3 separate regions of the Mus musculus genome follow, and regions 1 and 3 are each linked to region 2. A link is a loop called in an ENCODE intact Hi-C map of the cell type or tissue named here. Cell type or tissue: heart. All regions are shown on one strand.

Region 1 (5,000 bases), 66 kb after region 2:
GCAGTTTTATTAAGGAAATGTGAGAGAAAATTCCCAAGAGTGGGAAGGGCACCAAGGGCGGACTGTCCAGTGCCCTGCCCAGTGGGCTTTCATAGGTTTTAGGGTGGGAATTACTAGGAGTCAGGTCATCTGCATGTCCGGTACCCAAACAGTAAAGAGTCCACAGTTCCAGAGGCCACCTGTGTTCCATGAATGATTAGTTCATTATCCTAACCCTGTCCTTACTGCCTAAGAGTAGCTAGTTCCTGTATAAAGCTGAATACAGTGGTCCACACCTATAATCCTGGCAGAGACAGGAGGATCTGGAGTTCAAGGCCAGCCTGATCATCACAAGAGCACATTTAAAAGGGATGCAGTTCATTGGGACTGCGCTTGTCTAGCATGCAAACCCCCTGGGCCAGACATGGCGGCACACAACCACTAAGACACGGGCACGAGGACTGGGAGCTCTTGCTCAAACTCTCCCACACAACAAACCTGAGGCCAGCTTGAGCTACACTAAACCGCCTCCAAAGTCATTTTTTAAAACATAGATTCTAGGTCCAGCACGGTGGCAAACACCTTTAGCTTAAGCACATGGGAGAAGCAAGAGAATCTTTGAGTTCAAGGGCAGCCTGATCTACATATTTGTTTCAGGGAAAAAACAAACAAACAAATGGAAGAGCCCTCACAATCAGCAGTTTTATGAGGTGAAAATACATTTTCTCTTTTCTCATCTTTCAAAGTTTCCACTTACTAGACACAGAATTAAGTAATATGTTTAAAAGCCTATAAATTATAGTGTTTGGAACACCTGGAGGGTGAAAAAGAATAGTCCTCCATACTGCTATTTATTAGAATGTGTTTGACTTTTATTAAAGTAACAAAGAATTGTGTCCAGTAACATACAGAGATTAATTTACAGCCCAGTTCTCTGCTTGCTTGTTCACCACTCCACACTCACAACCTCGGCTACTCCAACGCCACCTGTACAGCTCATCTCCATAATGAGGTCGCTCCCTACCTCAAAGAGCTATTCTTAATTGATGCAGGTAACTAAGGCACCTGGGAACAATGTCCAGGCTCCTTCCACAGGCAGTGTCTGTGTCACCAGAGGAGGAACAATACCCCCCAGGGCAACCAACTGCTCACTCAAGGTAACAAAGGGAAAGGGGGAAAGAGGGGAATTCGAGAAGGGACAGCTCTCTGAATAATTTAAGGTGCTGCTCATGCTTGGGGAAATTGAATTCATGGGAGGATCCCACATGAACGCTCCTCGAACAAAAGCACTGTATAAAAAGTCCCAGAGTCAAAAGGCATGCTCTTCACTGCCACTCTGCAGACTGGAAGCCCAGGCTAGAGGGCCCTGTTTGCGGCTGAGACCTTAGATGAGGGGCTGGAAAAAGCAAGACTCCTCTGCATAGTAAAATGTGAAGGGTGACCCTCATCCCCTATCAGAATAGAAGCACAAAACCTTCCCCTAGGAGGGACCACAGGGGTAGAAATGCTCTGCCCTCACTTCCAGGCTATCCCCCAGCTGACAGTACACAAGAAGGATGCCACCAGACAACCTGCTGACTAAATGAGTGAGGCCTCTCCACCTCCCTATGCTGGGTCTGCTGGTGACGCTGACTTAGCCCTCCAGGACACACTGTCTTCCCTTTCTATGTGTTTCTTCCAACTAATCGTGCCATTCGTCTGCCGCATGTGCCCTTGAGCCATCACAATTCTTAACTCTGGGCAAGTGAATGGCTCAGTCTGGCTGATACGCCCCCTTTGAAGTGAAAGCTGTAGTCAGAACTGACAGCATCTGGGAACCAGACAAGACAAGCAAATGCCAACTTGCTGAACCACTTTTTTAATTCCCTTTGTCTCGGTGGTCTACAAAATACTAAGTAAAGTCAGAGGTGGGTCCTGGGACCTGGACAATGACTCTGACTTCCCGGGTAGCTCTGGATGGGATGACTGGAGGCCTCCTCTCTGCTCACACCCACCCTGCTGGCTTCTGATTAGCCCTTATCTACCCAGCTTCAGGGAACTCCTGATTTTCCCCGACAGACCACAGCAGCCCTCCCGTTACGGTCACAAAAACCCAAGCAAAGGGACCAGGCGAGTCAGCAGTGTCCTAGTGAGTTGGTGGTGTCTTGGTGAGTCCATAGTGTCTTGGCGATTGTGGCTTTGGGTTGTCACTCTCTCAAAGAACTCTAGAAGACATGGCAAAGGGGCTCTCCTTCCTGGCTGTCATGATCTCAGCTCTATGGACCTTAAAGTCTGGGAGGAGGAGCACCTGTTCTCACGGCCAAAGACCAGCTCAACCCCAAACCTCAGGCCTCTCCTTGACAGCAAGAACTCTCCAGAGGACAGAAAACCTAGTCGGAGCCCTGACAGCAGCGGTACTTTTCTTTCTGCAAGTCAGCCTGCCCTCTATACACGTTCCTCAGAGGAAGGGAGGGAGGGCACTATTCAAAGACATGTCTAGAACTTGAGAGGTGAAGGAAGAAAGACCAGAATTCTGTTCAGTTCATGCTTGACCACACGGAGAGTTTGAGGCTAGCCTGGGCTACATGAGACCATGTCTCAACAGAACAACATTTGTGAACCTGAGACAGAAAAGAACACTGAAGGGGAAAGAAAGTGTCTTAGCAGGAGGTTTTTCATTTCCCAAAGCAATCAGATTCCCCAATCTGTATTTCCTCCAGAAAATTCATATAGTAAGGACATGGAGACATTCAGAAGGCATTTTTAAGGCAGAAACAACAAAGGGTTTTCCTGCCGTGACGTATGTAAGGGAATCTGAACAGTCCAGTATTTATCAGAAAAACATCTATTTGGTTATGTAGCAAGTGTACTTTCTCTATAATCTTCAGTCCAGTACTTCTTTAGAATATTAACAAACTACTAGCACTCCATATACTAAATCATTCATTATCTTGATTGAGATATAATTGTCTTTTAACACACAGGACTCGCCCATAGACTCAAAGGGCACTGGCAGAACAATTCAAAGTTCAAAGCCTGTTTAGGCTACAGAGTGAGTGAAATCCTGCCTTGATTTCACAGTTGTTTTTAAAGATTTGTTGATTCTATGTATGAGTGCTCTGTCTGCATGTACACTTGCATGCCAGAAGGGGGCATAGGATCCCATTACAGATGGCTGTGAGCCACCATGTGGTTGTTGGGAATTGAACTCAGGACCTCTGGAAGAGAAGCCAGGGCTCTTAACCACTGAACCATCTCTCCAGCCCTTGACACCTTTCCTCCCCACCCCCTTTCAAATTACATTTCCATACACACACACACACACACACACACACACACACACACACAAATAAGGGAAACCAAATGACTTCCTCAAAGTTATCTGGTCAAATCAGGAGGGATCTGAACAACAGGCTCTTTCTTGTCTTTCACTCGCCACAAATCAGCCCTTCCTTGGGACTAAGTGCACCAAACCGGGAAAACCATCCCCACTTCCTTTCTTCAGCAGTGAAAGAAGCAGAGAAAAAAACCCGGCCGAAAGGGCAACAGCAGAACTCCAAATAGTAAACTTTCAGTAGAGAGCTCACTGTTAGCCTTAACCACAGGCAGCACCACTCTCAGAGATCCTGTTGTAAGATCAGCAGAGGTCTGCAGCCGCTCTCTACATAGCTTGTCAAATGAAGGGCCATAAAATTATTAGGATGTTTTCCCACCAGCACCTGCGTCTACTATTGGTCTATTCTCCTTTAAGAGACCTGGTCAGGCTGGAAGCGCTCTGAGGTCTGAAATTCCTCTAGTCAGAGGGTCATAAATAAGATCAAAGTTTTCTCTAGAAAGGAAGAGGGCATGCCAATGCCGGCAGGTCAGTGATAAGAAACAAACATTCCTCAGGCTGTGGAGAAGGAAGGACTTCAAGGAAAGGTAGCTCAGCAAGACTTCTCCCCTTCCCCTTCTTTTTCAACCCTCACCTCCGCCCCCAACAGGAATTGCAGCCAGGACCTCACTCATGCTAGATGATAACTTAATGCTGAAATTTGTGAGCAGATGTCTGTCTGGGTGTATGCGTGTGCCACACATGTGGAGGTACCTGACACTACCAGAAGAGGGCTTGCATTCCTCTAGCACAGTGGTTCTCAATCTTCCCAATGCTGCGACCTTTTAATACAGTTCTTCATGCTGTGGTGACCCCAACCATGAAATTATTTTTTGTTGCTACTAGTTCTGGGACTAGCCTGTCCTACATAGAGAACCTGTCTCAAAAAAAAAATTTAATTAAAAATTTAATGTGTATGGGTGTTTTGCATGCATGCTTGTCTGTGCACCATGCAAGTGCATACCTAGTGCAGAGGCCAGAGGAGGGCAATGGGTCTCCTGGAATCAAAGTTACAGGTGGTTGTAAGCTGCCATGTATCTGCTGGGAATTGAAGTCAGGTCCTCTGAAACAACCAGTGTTCTTAACTGATAAGCCATCTCTCCAACCCTCTAGTATTTTTTTTTTCCCGAGACAGGGTTTCTCTGTGTAGCCCTGGCTGTCCTGGAACTCACTCTGTAGACCAGGCTGCCCTCGAACTCAGAAATCCACCTGCCTCTGCCTCCCAAGTGCTGGGATTAAAGGCGTGCGCCACCACTGCCCGGCTTTTTTTAACTTTTTGAAACAGGGTCTATGTGCGCCACCACTGCCCGGCTTTTTTTTAACTTTTTGAAACAGGGTCTATGTAGCCTTAGCTGTCCTGGAACTCACTGTGTAGACCAGGCTGGCCTCAAACTCATTGAGATCCTCTTGTTTCTGACTCCCAAATGCTAGGATTAGAGGTGTGTACCATGATCATGATACACAGTTTAAACTCATTTTTATAACAATCTCAAATAAGGTTTTTATGTCCTAAGGAACATAAACCCTTACATTCTCTAAACTTCTTTAACCTTTGGGAAAGATTTACCACAGCACAATAGGAAGCTAGACATTTGAGAAATTAAGTTTGTTAACAAGAAAGGCATGGAAGAGGCTGGCAAGATGGCTCAGCAAAGAAAAACACTTGCTG
Region 2 (5,000 bases):
ACCATGTGTGTGCCTGGTGTCCAGGGAGACCAGAAGAGGACTTTAGAGCCTCTGGAACTGGTGTCAAGGACAACTGTGAGCCACCATGTGGGTGCTTGGAATTGAACCCAGGCCCTCTGAAAGAGTGGTTGATGCTCTTAACAGCTGAGCCTTCTTTACAGGATTACATCTTTCTTCCTTCCTTCCTTCCTTCCTCTCTCTCTCTCTCTCTCTTTCTTTCTTTTCTTTTCTTTTCCTTTCTCTTCTTTTCTTTTCCTTTCTCTTCCTTTCTCTTCTTCTTCTTCTTTTTTTTTTTTTATTTTTAGACAGGGTGTCAGTACACAGCTCTAGCTGCCCTGGTATATTGACTATGTAGATGAAGCTGGCCTCAAACTCACAGAGATCCACTTTCCTCTCTGCCTCTCGAGTACTGGGATTATTGAAATTGAAGAGATATGCCATCACATTCAGCTGGGCTTTTCTTAAACTTAAAAGACAAAAAAAAAAAAAAAAAGCCAACTTTTTTTTTATACTTCTTGATCTACCAACATGTGTGGTGCCATTTTAAAAAAATCTTATGTATTATTTATTTATATGGTGTGTGTATAAACATGCACTTCTGAAGACCACAGCACACTTGTGGAGATCAAAATGAACCATCAAAGACTCGATTCTCACTCTCCACCACGTGGGATGCTGGAGATAGGATCAAGCCCTCAGCCTGTGACAACGCCTTTACCAGCCGAGCCATCTGGCCAGCCCTCTCGCAACATTGATTTGTTTCTAATTAAGAGTCTTCTGAGGGGCTGAGCATGTCGCTCACAGTAATGCGGACGGACAGGCACAAGCTTGAGTGAACTCCAACCCCAGAACCTCAGAACACGCTGCCTGACGATCAAACAGACAGTGGTGGACCAGCTCCCAGAAACTTCCCTTCCATCCATTCACACAGAACCTTGGGCCATGTCCCAGAGCCCCAGGGCATCCAGGCAGAGAGTGTCCTAGCAAGTGTTCTTATGTGCATTCCGGCTATCCGCTCAACTCTGGCACAAGGACCGGGTCTTCATCGCCTTGCTGTACACCACCCACAAAACTTCATCAGGTGGGTGCAGGGTGAGATAGGCTGTAGCGGTGGCTTGCTTGCCCTGGGAGTGATGACCCCCCTACTCCCCATGTCTCCGCGACCCCTCGTGTGAGGAATGCTTTTTTTTTTTTTTAATTTATTTATCATATGTAAGTAGCTGTCTACAGACACTCCAGAAGAGGGCATCAGATCTCATTACGGATGGTTGTGAGTCACCATGTGGTTGCTGGGATTTGAACTCAGGACCTCTGGAAGAACAGTCAGTGCTCTTAACCGCTGAGCCATATCTCCAGCCCCGAGGAATGCTTTTTTTTTTAAAAAGACTTATTTATTTTTATTTATATGAGTATACCGTAGCTGTCTTCAGACACACACCAGAAGAGTGTATTGGACCCCATTACAGATGGTTGTGAGCCACCATGTGGTTGCTGGGAATTGAACTCAGGACCTCTGGAAGAGCAGTCAGTGCTCTAAACTGCTGAGCCATCTCTCCAGCCCGAGGAATGCTTTAAAAAAAAAAATCCTTCTTTAACCCCAGAAAACAAAACAAAGCAAACAAACAAAACCATATATATCCATTGTTGCACTGGGGCCAAGCCACAATTTTGGGGTGCTCTCTCTGGAACAGCTGACCTGGGATAACTCTGGGTGATTCTGAGTCCAGGTGGCAGGGAGTTGATTTGTTGGTCATCACCCTTTGAGGCCACAGACACCGTTTAGGACCCGTATGTCCTTGTCCTGAGTACACTCAGCGCAGGACGCTTCATCCTCCTGGCACAGGAAACATCCCAGCTTCAGGAAATTCTGAGCTGGCCCTGTGCGTTGTCCCAGCGGGAGTGGGTGGCAGAATGGCCTGTAATTTCAGCCCTTCCTTGTCCCTAAAATTATTGCCCATGTGAAATGGGTTTCCAAGCCCTGCCCAGGAAAGAGTTGGCGGTGCAGAGAATGCTTTGCTGTACAAAAGAGACACAAATAAAGTAAAGAAATGGAGCCTCCAACAGACATGAAGGCTCCGGAGCCTGCCTGAGCACCAGCTGTATATCCTGCCTCAAGGGGTCTCCATCTGGGCCTGGGCGGACCTTTTAATCCCAGTACTTGGGAAGCAGAGGTAGGCAGATTTCTGAGTTGGAGGCCAGCCTGGTCTACAGAGTGAGTTCCAGGACAGCTCTATCCCAGGATTCCCCACCCCACCCTACCCTGAGCCTGCACAAGGTTCTGGTGGACGTACAGGGTTTGGAGGCCTCAGATAAGCCAAGGATTTAACCTGTAGCCACTTGAGGCCAGAGGAGTTTCTTGCAGCAGCTCAGAATCTGTATAGGGCACAGTTTATCGCTTGGTGGCATTCTGGGCTCCCTCTGGACCAGCCTCGGGCAGGGCTCTGGCAGAGGACAGGCCAGCAGCTGGAGCCTGCAGGGATGTTCCTCAGAGCGGCCATTTCCATAACGGTGCCACGAAGATGGCCATTTCAGCCCACGGTTAAGCCCTACAGCGCCCTCTTTTAGTCACAGATGGCACCTCTTTTCCTTTGTGGGGCAGGCACAGATGTTCAAGACAGTCACTCTTGTCCCGAGGCATGGGACCCGCCTCCACATCCCTGCCATGCAATGGTGGGAAAGTGTTACCTCTGGCTAGTGAACAGCCTTGTCCAGCCGTGCCCACCACCTTTGACTAGCACGGATGGCCATGGGTCGCCTTAGCACGGTGAAGACTTCAGGGAGCAATATTTGTGGGGAGGAGTGAGTGTTCTGTGCAGGAAAAGGGTCCAATAGAGCCCACTCACCCAGGTCAGGTGATCCGAGGAGAGCATAAGGAGAGTACCTGGGTACCAGAGGTAGGCAGAAGCTCACTCTGGGTTGTGGGTCCCTGCAGCCAACGCGGAACCCCAGGCTCCAGGCTCCCCCTGCTGGCCACCATGCAGAACGACAGTCTGGATCTGAGCCTCTCTGAGTGCTTGGCAGAACACCCTCAACACCAGTATTTAATGAGCACCTACTGTGTTTATGGGAGGAGCAACCAGGCTGAACACAGCTCTCCCCTGCAGGGATTAGAACTAGAGAAGAAGGGGGGTGGGGCATGATGACTAAGGTAAGAAACTGCCTTTGTTAAGCACCTACTGTTTGTCCTGACAGTAGTCAGAACCATTGTCCTAGAGCCTGGTCAACCATACACATTTGTTGAGAACCCACTATGTGCTGAGCCTGGGCTTTCCTGGGAGTACACATAGGCTACTATATATTTCAATTCTCAGAACATGAGAGGGAAATTTTTAATATCTGTGTGTGTGTGTGTGTGTGTGTGTGTGTGTGCGCGCACTTGTGCCACATGTGTGAAGATGCCCTTGAAAGCAAGAAGGTAGTGGACCCCCTGGTCTCCTGAGCTCAATGAATCAAATTCAGATCCTCTGGAAGAACAAGAAGTTCTTTTAACCACTGAGTCACCTTCCCAGCCACAATGGGAGCAATGCTTTTTATTTATTTTTTTTTGTTGTTGTTGTTTTCGTTTTTTCAAGACAGGGTTTCTCTGTGTACTCTGTGTCTTACTCTGTAGACCAGGCTGGCCTTGAATTCAGAAATCCGCCTGCCTCTGCCTCCCAAGTGCTGGGATTAAAGGTGTGCGCTACCATGCCAGGTGGGAACAGCGCCTATTACAGTAAGGCTCAAAGAGATCGCCTGTTTATTAGGAGTGGAATAGGGTCCATGGTGTAAGAGAGGAATCGGTCTCTTCACGCCACTGCACTGAGCTGCACATTCATTTACCCAAGTACAGAACAAACTTTTGCAGGGCTCCTACTGTTCGGCAGTCACTGTTCTGTGTGCTGCCTGAGGGGACAGTGGTGACATCAGGAACAGCAGTGTCCTCAGGGAGCTGTTCACCAAGAGGAGATGGGTGAGGGCAGAAGCTAGGAACCGTGTGCACTTGGTGATCCTGCGGCACAGCACGGCAGAGACCACACCTGTGATGCCCCAGTCAGCTGACATAGGGAATCAGAGGCACCCGAGGGTGCTAAAGTGACATCTGTGACATGCGCACCAATCTCAGAAGAGAGGGAGCTGGAGAGACGGCTCACTCAGCACAGAAGCACAGGGCCCTGAGTTCAGTTCCTGGCACACGTGAGAAAAGCCACCCTTGGTGGTGTGCACCAGTAATCCCATGCTGGCCATCCAGGCTCACCTCGCCTGAGTTTCGGGGCCAGGTGAGAGGCTTTGCATCAAGGGCAAGATTGGGTTGGTGAAATGGCTTAGCAGATAGGGGACTCGCCATGCTAGCCTGACAAATTGAGCGTAACCCCAGAACCCATGTGAAAACGGCCAAACCTGCTCTAACATCACCACGAATCAATCGCGCTTCGGTGCCCTCCAGATTGCAGCAATGTCTTCTGCGGCCGCCAGGTGGCGCCAGCCCCAAATGCAAGACCGGCCTCAGCCCTGAGCAACTGTCGGTGTTTGAGGGTCTTGGGAGGCTCCACCATTCGTGGCAGGATGTTAGAGCAACCATGGTCTGCTAATTCAGGCCTGTGGCATGTCTCTTTTCTCACACAGAGCCCATCATAACCATATCCTAATATTGTTGAGAGATCACAGGCAGAGAGGATCCACCAACAGCAGGAGTCTCAGCCAGACAAAGCAAGCCTGCAGCAACCACCTTGCCGGCAAGGCGTGGCACTGAGAGTCAAAGCTGTGCCAGCTTCCATTTTGCCCATGTCCTACCCTACACTGGGCACACTTTGGGATCGCTGCACGGCCTATAGGAGGTTTTTCCCATTTCCTTAGCCCATCACCCTTCCTTAGCTCTGAGGCAGATGCTCTGGCCCCCTTGTGCCTGCCCCTCATATGTGCTGGTGCAGGATCTGCCTCAAGACCTTTGCCCTCTCTCTTCTCTCTCTCTCTCTCTCTCTCTCTCTCTCTCTCTCTCTCTCTCTCCCCTTTTTAAATCCTAG
Region 3 (5,000 bases), 140 kb after region 2:
CAAGAGGCTGGCTGAGAGCTCAACCTCAGAGTTGTAGCCCACAGCGCAAGCCTTTCACCATGTAAAAGGTCTCATCCTAAGGCAGTTGACCCTCAGGCATTCGCCTACTGTGACGTGGGGGTTATACCCCACGGGGCCCAGGCTCCAAACCCCACCATATTTCCTGTCGGCTCCTTAGACACAGCCATGCAGCCTGAGTAAACAGGGGAGGGCTCCCACCGGGTGGCATTTCAACTGAGACAACAAAAAGTTTACAGACAAGGAGGGGAAAGACCAAGAGAGAACAGGGCCAGAGCTTGCCCTGCAGCCAGACGGCCTTCTAGGGAGGGGTGCTGTCAGAGCAGCTGCAGGCTGGAGCTCCAGCGGTGCTGGACCGGGCATCCTGGCGCCTCTGCTGCCTGTGCTCTTCTGACAGTGACCTCTCTGCCTGGTACGACACATGCTCAAGTTCAAAGACTCTATTTGCCTTCCTGGGGCAATAACCCAGGAATAGGTGAGAAGAGCCTAGGACTTTCCCACAGGCCAGAGGGCAGGTCTGTAGCAGCCCGAAGGTTGGCTGAGGTTGGCACCAGGCCTAGCAGGGGTGTGACCGGGAGGCCAATGACCTTCACAGAACCCCAGCTCAGCATTGGTTTAGCAGGCCAGTGGGTGGGTTAGAGGGGCAGCTCTCTGAGAATCTGAGCTATGGGGCTCTTAACCAGTGTGACCAGCCAGAGCCCCAGGCTATTCCTCTCAGAGCCAAGGCTACATCTCACTGAGCATAGGGCTGCCAATGAAAGGAAGGTCTTGGCCCCAGTGTAGAGGCAGACAAACAAGGCAGCCATGAGCAGTTACTGTCCACACCAGGCTGCACCTAAATCCCAGTCACGACAGTGGCTTGCTGTGTGACATCTTGGCTTCTCTGTGTCTTTTGGACATACTGGTATCTGCTGGCATGACTGATAAGGAATTAAGGAAACAACAGTATCACACCTATAGGAAGAGCTCAGAGTCAAGCGGGCAGATCTGAAGCACTCTTTTTATTGTGTCTTTTGTTAACAGCCCTAAGCCTTGGCAGGTGAAAGCCTGTTTCTGCCACCAGGCCCAACTCAGACTTCTGTCTGCACCAGGAGGCCACCTCTTGCCACCTCTGCCACATTATCTTTGTCCACCTGCCATCAGCTCAGTGTGGGTCAAAGCACAGGCCTCCTGGTTCAGGGGCTTCCACCCTAGGCCAATCAACTGCCCAACCACCCTTAAGCAGCCAAGCCGATTCTCTTCCAAAGGAAACCCTCCCATGAACTATTTTATTTTATTTTATTTACTGTATTTTTTGAGACTAGGTTTCTCTGTGTAGCCCTGGCTCTGTCCTGCAACTCACTCTGTAGATCAGGCTGGCCTGGAACTCACAGAGCTCCACCTGCCTCTGCTTCTCAAGTGCTGGGATTAAAGGCTTGTGCCACCACCCCTGGCTGACTTAGTTTTAAATGTTTATTTATAGTTCTCTGTGTGTGTGTGTGTGTGTGTGTGTGTGTGTGTGTGACTCCGTGCATGTGGAAGTCAGAGGACTTTCTTCCATCTTTACATGACTCCGATGGACCTAGCTCAGGCTGAAAAGCACCTTATACTGCCAAGCCATCTCCCCAACCCTTTCCTCCACTTCCCAACACGGCCCGGGTGAACTTATTGGCATTTTTCCTGAGGGGCTGGAAAGAAGGCTCAGCTGTTAGGAGCGCTTGTCGCTCTTGCAGAGGACATGGGTCCCATTCCCAGCACCGGCACAGTGGCTCACACCCACCGGGAACTCCCGTTTCAGAGGATCTGAAGCCCTTGTCTGACTTTTGGGGACGAGAGATTTGGATGCACAATCATGGTGGGCCTGGAACTGGCCAGTCACAGCAGGATGACCTTGAACTTGCAATGCCTTCTGAATGGCAGATCCAGAAGCCCAATACTCGTGCTTCCCCTCTCCCTTTTGACAGAGTCTGGCCAGATTGGCCAGATTGGCCAGATTGGATTACAAGCAGGTATGGGCTCTCACACTATTGGTGACCCTGCGGTGTGGCTGGAGACAGCTCTATACTGCCCCCTGCAGTCTGCAGCCTTAGTTCTTTCCAGAGACTTCCTCTCAGGTAAATCCAGGAAGAATTCTTTTTCTTTTCTGCTTTCGAGACAAGGCTGACCTCTGATGTAGCCCAGGCTGGCCTCTGATGTAGCCCAGGCTGGCCTCAATCTCACTAAACAGCCGGGGATGATGACCTTTGACCCTCTGGTCCTTTTAGCTCAGTCTCCCCAGGACTAGGGCTTAAACTTTCATGTACTTGAGCAAGCACTCTGCCAACCGAACTATATGCTCAGTCCCAAGATTCGAAAGGAACAGGACATTTATTTACTGTGTGTGGGAGGCATACATGCCACCACAAGGCACATATATGGTGACTGAAGAACAAAGTTGTTGGTTTTTTTTTTTTCCCCACCATGTGGTCCCAGGTGAAGCTTAGCCCCTCAGTCTTGGTGGCAGGCCCATTTAACCCACAAGCACTACCAGCCTAGGCCCAGGACTTTTGGCCTGGCCACAGAAAAAAAAATTCAAGATGAGTATGACGAGGTCGTTTTCCTGTGTTTTGTGTTTGACACTTTGGTGTATGCATACACACATGTGCAGGCCACAGAGCAGCTTTCAGGAGTTAGTTCTGTTCCGTAGGGCTTGGCATTGGCCCCTTTACCTCCTGAGCCAACTCACTGGTCCCTTAGAAGTTTTCTTTAAGAGAGGCACCAGGAAAGGGTAAAACACCTGTGAACACTTGGCTGTGAGCTTAAGAGAGCTGGGCTGCTTTTAGAAACCCCAGCTACCTGCTGCCCCTGACTTCTGAAGGCAGGGCTCACAGTGCGGCTAAGGAATTTCTTGGGTGGTTGGGCCCTGATGTGCCAAGGATGGTGGGACTGTAGCCGAGGAGATGAAACTCTCTTTCCCAGGGGCTGCACGGGAAACTTGGGTGCTTTCTCTAACAGAAATCTGTCTTTTTGGGAAAGTCCCAGGAAATGTGTGAGTGGGGAGCGAGGTCATGCTCTCAGTAATCTGTCTGTGCTCAGGCCTTAAGAACACTTTACTGGGGCTGGAGAGATGGCTCAGCGGTTAAGAGTACTGACTGCTCTTCTGAAGGTCCTGAGTTCAAATCCCAGCAACCACATGGTGGCTCACAACCATCCGTAATGAGATCTGATGCCCTCTTCTGGTGTGTCTGAAGACAGCTACAGTGTACTTACATATAATAAATAAATCTTTAAAAAAAAAAAAAAAGAGGACATCTTACTGCTGGGAGGTGCAGAGACGGGCTCCACAGCAGGTGGAATAGCCTATCTACTTCATAAGCCAAGCCTGAAGACCTGAGTTCAGGACCTAGAACCCAGAGGTAGGATAGAAATGACTCCACAAGTGTCCTCTGACCACCACATGCAGGCCCCAGTATACTATTTTTAAAATTTTTCTATTGATATGTATGGGTGTTTTGCCTGTATGTACATATATTTATGCAGTATGTACATGCAGTACCTGCAATGGCCAGTAGGTGGTACCAAATCCCCTGGAACAGCTCATTGCGAGCCACCAGGTGGTGCTGGTACTTGAAGCCAGGACCTCTGGAAGAGAGACCAGGGTTCTTATCCACTGAGCCATCTCTCTAGCCCTTTGTTTACTATTACCACCCTTTGAGACAGGGTCTTTTATGTAGTCCCAGCTGGCTCTGGAACTTATTCTGTAAACCAGGCTGGCCTCAAACCCAGGAGATCCATCTGTCTCTGCCTCCAGAGTACTGGGATTAAAGGTACATGCCACCACTCAGCCGGTTCAAGCCTTCTCAAGTTCTTTGTTTTTAAAAATTCCATTTATTTGGGATGTGTGTCTTGGGATTTCTACTGCTTCAAGGAAACACCATGATCAAACAACTTGGGGAGAAAATGATTTATTTGGCCATAAACTTCCACAGCACGGTCCATCATCAAAGGAAGTCAGGACAGGAACCCAAGCAGGGCAGGAACCTGGAGGCAGGAGCTGAAGCAGAGGCCATGGAAGGGTGCTGCTTACTGGTCTGCTCAAACTGCTTTCTTATGGAACTGAGGTCCACCAGCCCAGGGATGGCCCCACCCACAATGGGCTGGGCCATTCTCCAAAAATCACTAATTAAGAAAATGCCCTACAGCAGAATCTTATGGAGACATTTCCTCCATTGATGGTCTCTCTCTCTCCATGATTCTAGCTTTTGTCAAGTTGACAAAGAATCCAGCAGTGTGTGTGCATGTCATATCCATGTGTGGAGAATTTGCAAGGGTCAGTTCTCTCTCACCATGTGTGTCACAGAAACTAAGCTAAGGTCATTCGGCTGGTGGCATGAGCTGTTACCCAGAATCATCTCAGCAGTCTTAGTTTTAATATCCATATATGAAAATTTTTTTACGTGGGCAGCCTTCTTGGCACACATTAATTGTGCTGGAATTTTTGTTCTCAGCTAATGTGTGAGGCTTCCCTTGTTCGTTTAATTTTATCTTGCCTTATACCTGGCTTTCCTAGTTCCTTTGTATAGTCTGAACCCCACAAGGTACATCTCAGCATACAGTAGGTCTCTACAGAGAACTTGGGCATGTTAGCTGAATGGAAGACCACCTGCCTGCCATATGTGTTGCCCTAGGTTCCACCCCTGTACAGAAGTAGACAGATGCCTGAATGGGGGTGGGGAGGGGTGTCTCTCACCCTCCAGTCCCAACTGCTCAAGAGGATGAGACAGAAGGATCGTTCTTTGGGAAAGTGACATATCTGTTAAGCGTTATTAAGTGGGGGGGGGGGGGGGAACTACCTAGGGTGGAAGGGGCCCTGAAGGAGAACACCCAGAAGGTCCCATAAAGACCTCAGCAGTACCAGGCCAGTTTTAAGCAATACAGACTAGACAGTTCAAGTTATCTTCGGTGTTGAAAGCCCAGTGGGCAATGCGCTTGCTACGCAAGCACGAGGACCTCAGTTGGTATTC

Evidence for each region. A loop is a pair of places that touch in the nucleus more often than their neighbours do. Peaks named below come from ENCODE experiments on the same cell type or tissue, not always from the same donor. Only the 100,000 strongest peaks of a DNase experiment are listed, where the experiment ranks them.
Region 1: it touches region 2 in a loop (3-fold over the local background); 10 of 42 quality-filtered maps call a loop at or near these places.
Region 3: it touches region 2 in a loop (10-fold over the local background); 27 of 42 quality-filtered maps call a loop at or near these places.

The regions. Positions count from the first base shown.
Region 1 is chr2:167,341,938-167,346,937 of GRCm38, forward strand. The region is part of intron 1 of B4galt5 (UDP-Gal:betaGlcNAc beta 1,4-galactosyltransferase, polypeptide 5); the gene reads right to left. Among named protein-coding and RNA genes, the nearest start is that of B4galt5, 4.7 kb to the right of the region's middle. In heart, a CTCF peak has its summit at 3,092 (motif pointing right); no DNase peak of the experiment used is centred here; H3K4me3 peaks cover 348 bases; H3K27ac peaks cover 2,715 bases.
Region 2 is chr2:167,276,378-167,281,377 of GRCm38, forward strand. No RefSeq gene overlaps it. Among named protein-coding and RNA genes, the nearest start is that of Ptgis, 38 kb to the left of the region's middle. In heart, a CTCF peak has its summit at 2,970 (motif pointing left); DNase peaks (open chromatin) are centred at 2,944 and 4,434; H3K27ac peaks cover 327 bases; H3K27me3 peaks cover 774 bases.
Region 3 is chr2:167,415,827-167,420,826 of GRCm38, forward strand. No RefSeq gene overlaps it. Among named protein-coding and RNA genes, the nearest start is that of Slc9a8, 3.4 kb to the right of the region's middle. In heart, a CTCF peak has its summit at 2,071 (motif pointing left); DNase peaks (open chromatin) are centred at 495, 1,985, 3,575 and 4,756; H3K4me3 peaks cover 506 bases; H3K27ac peaks cover 872 bases.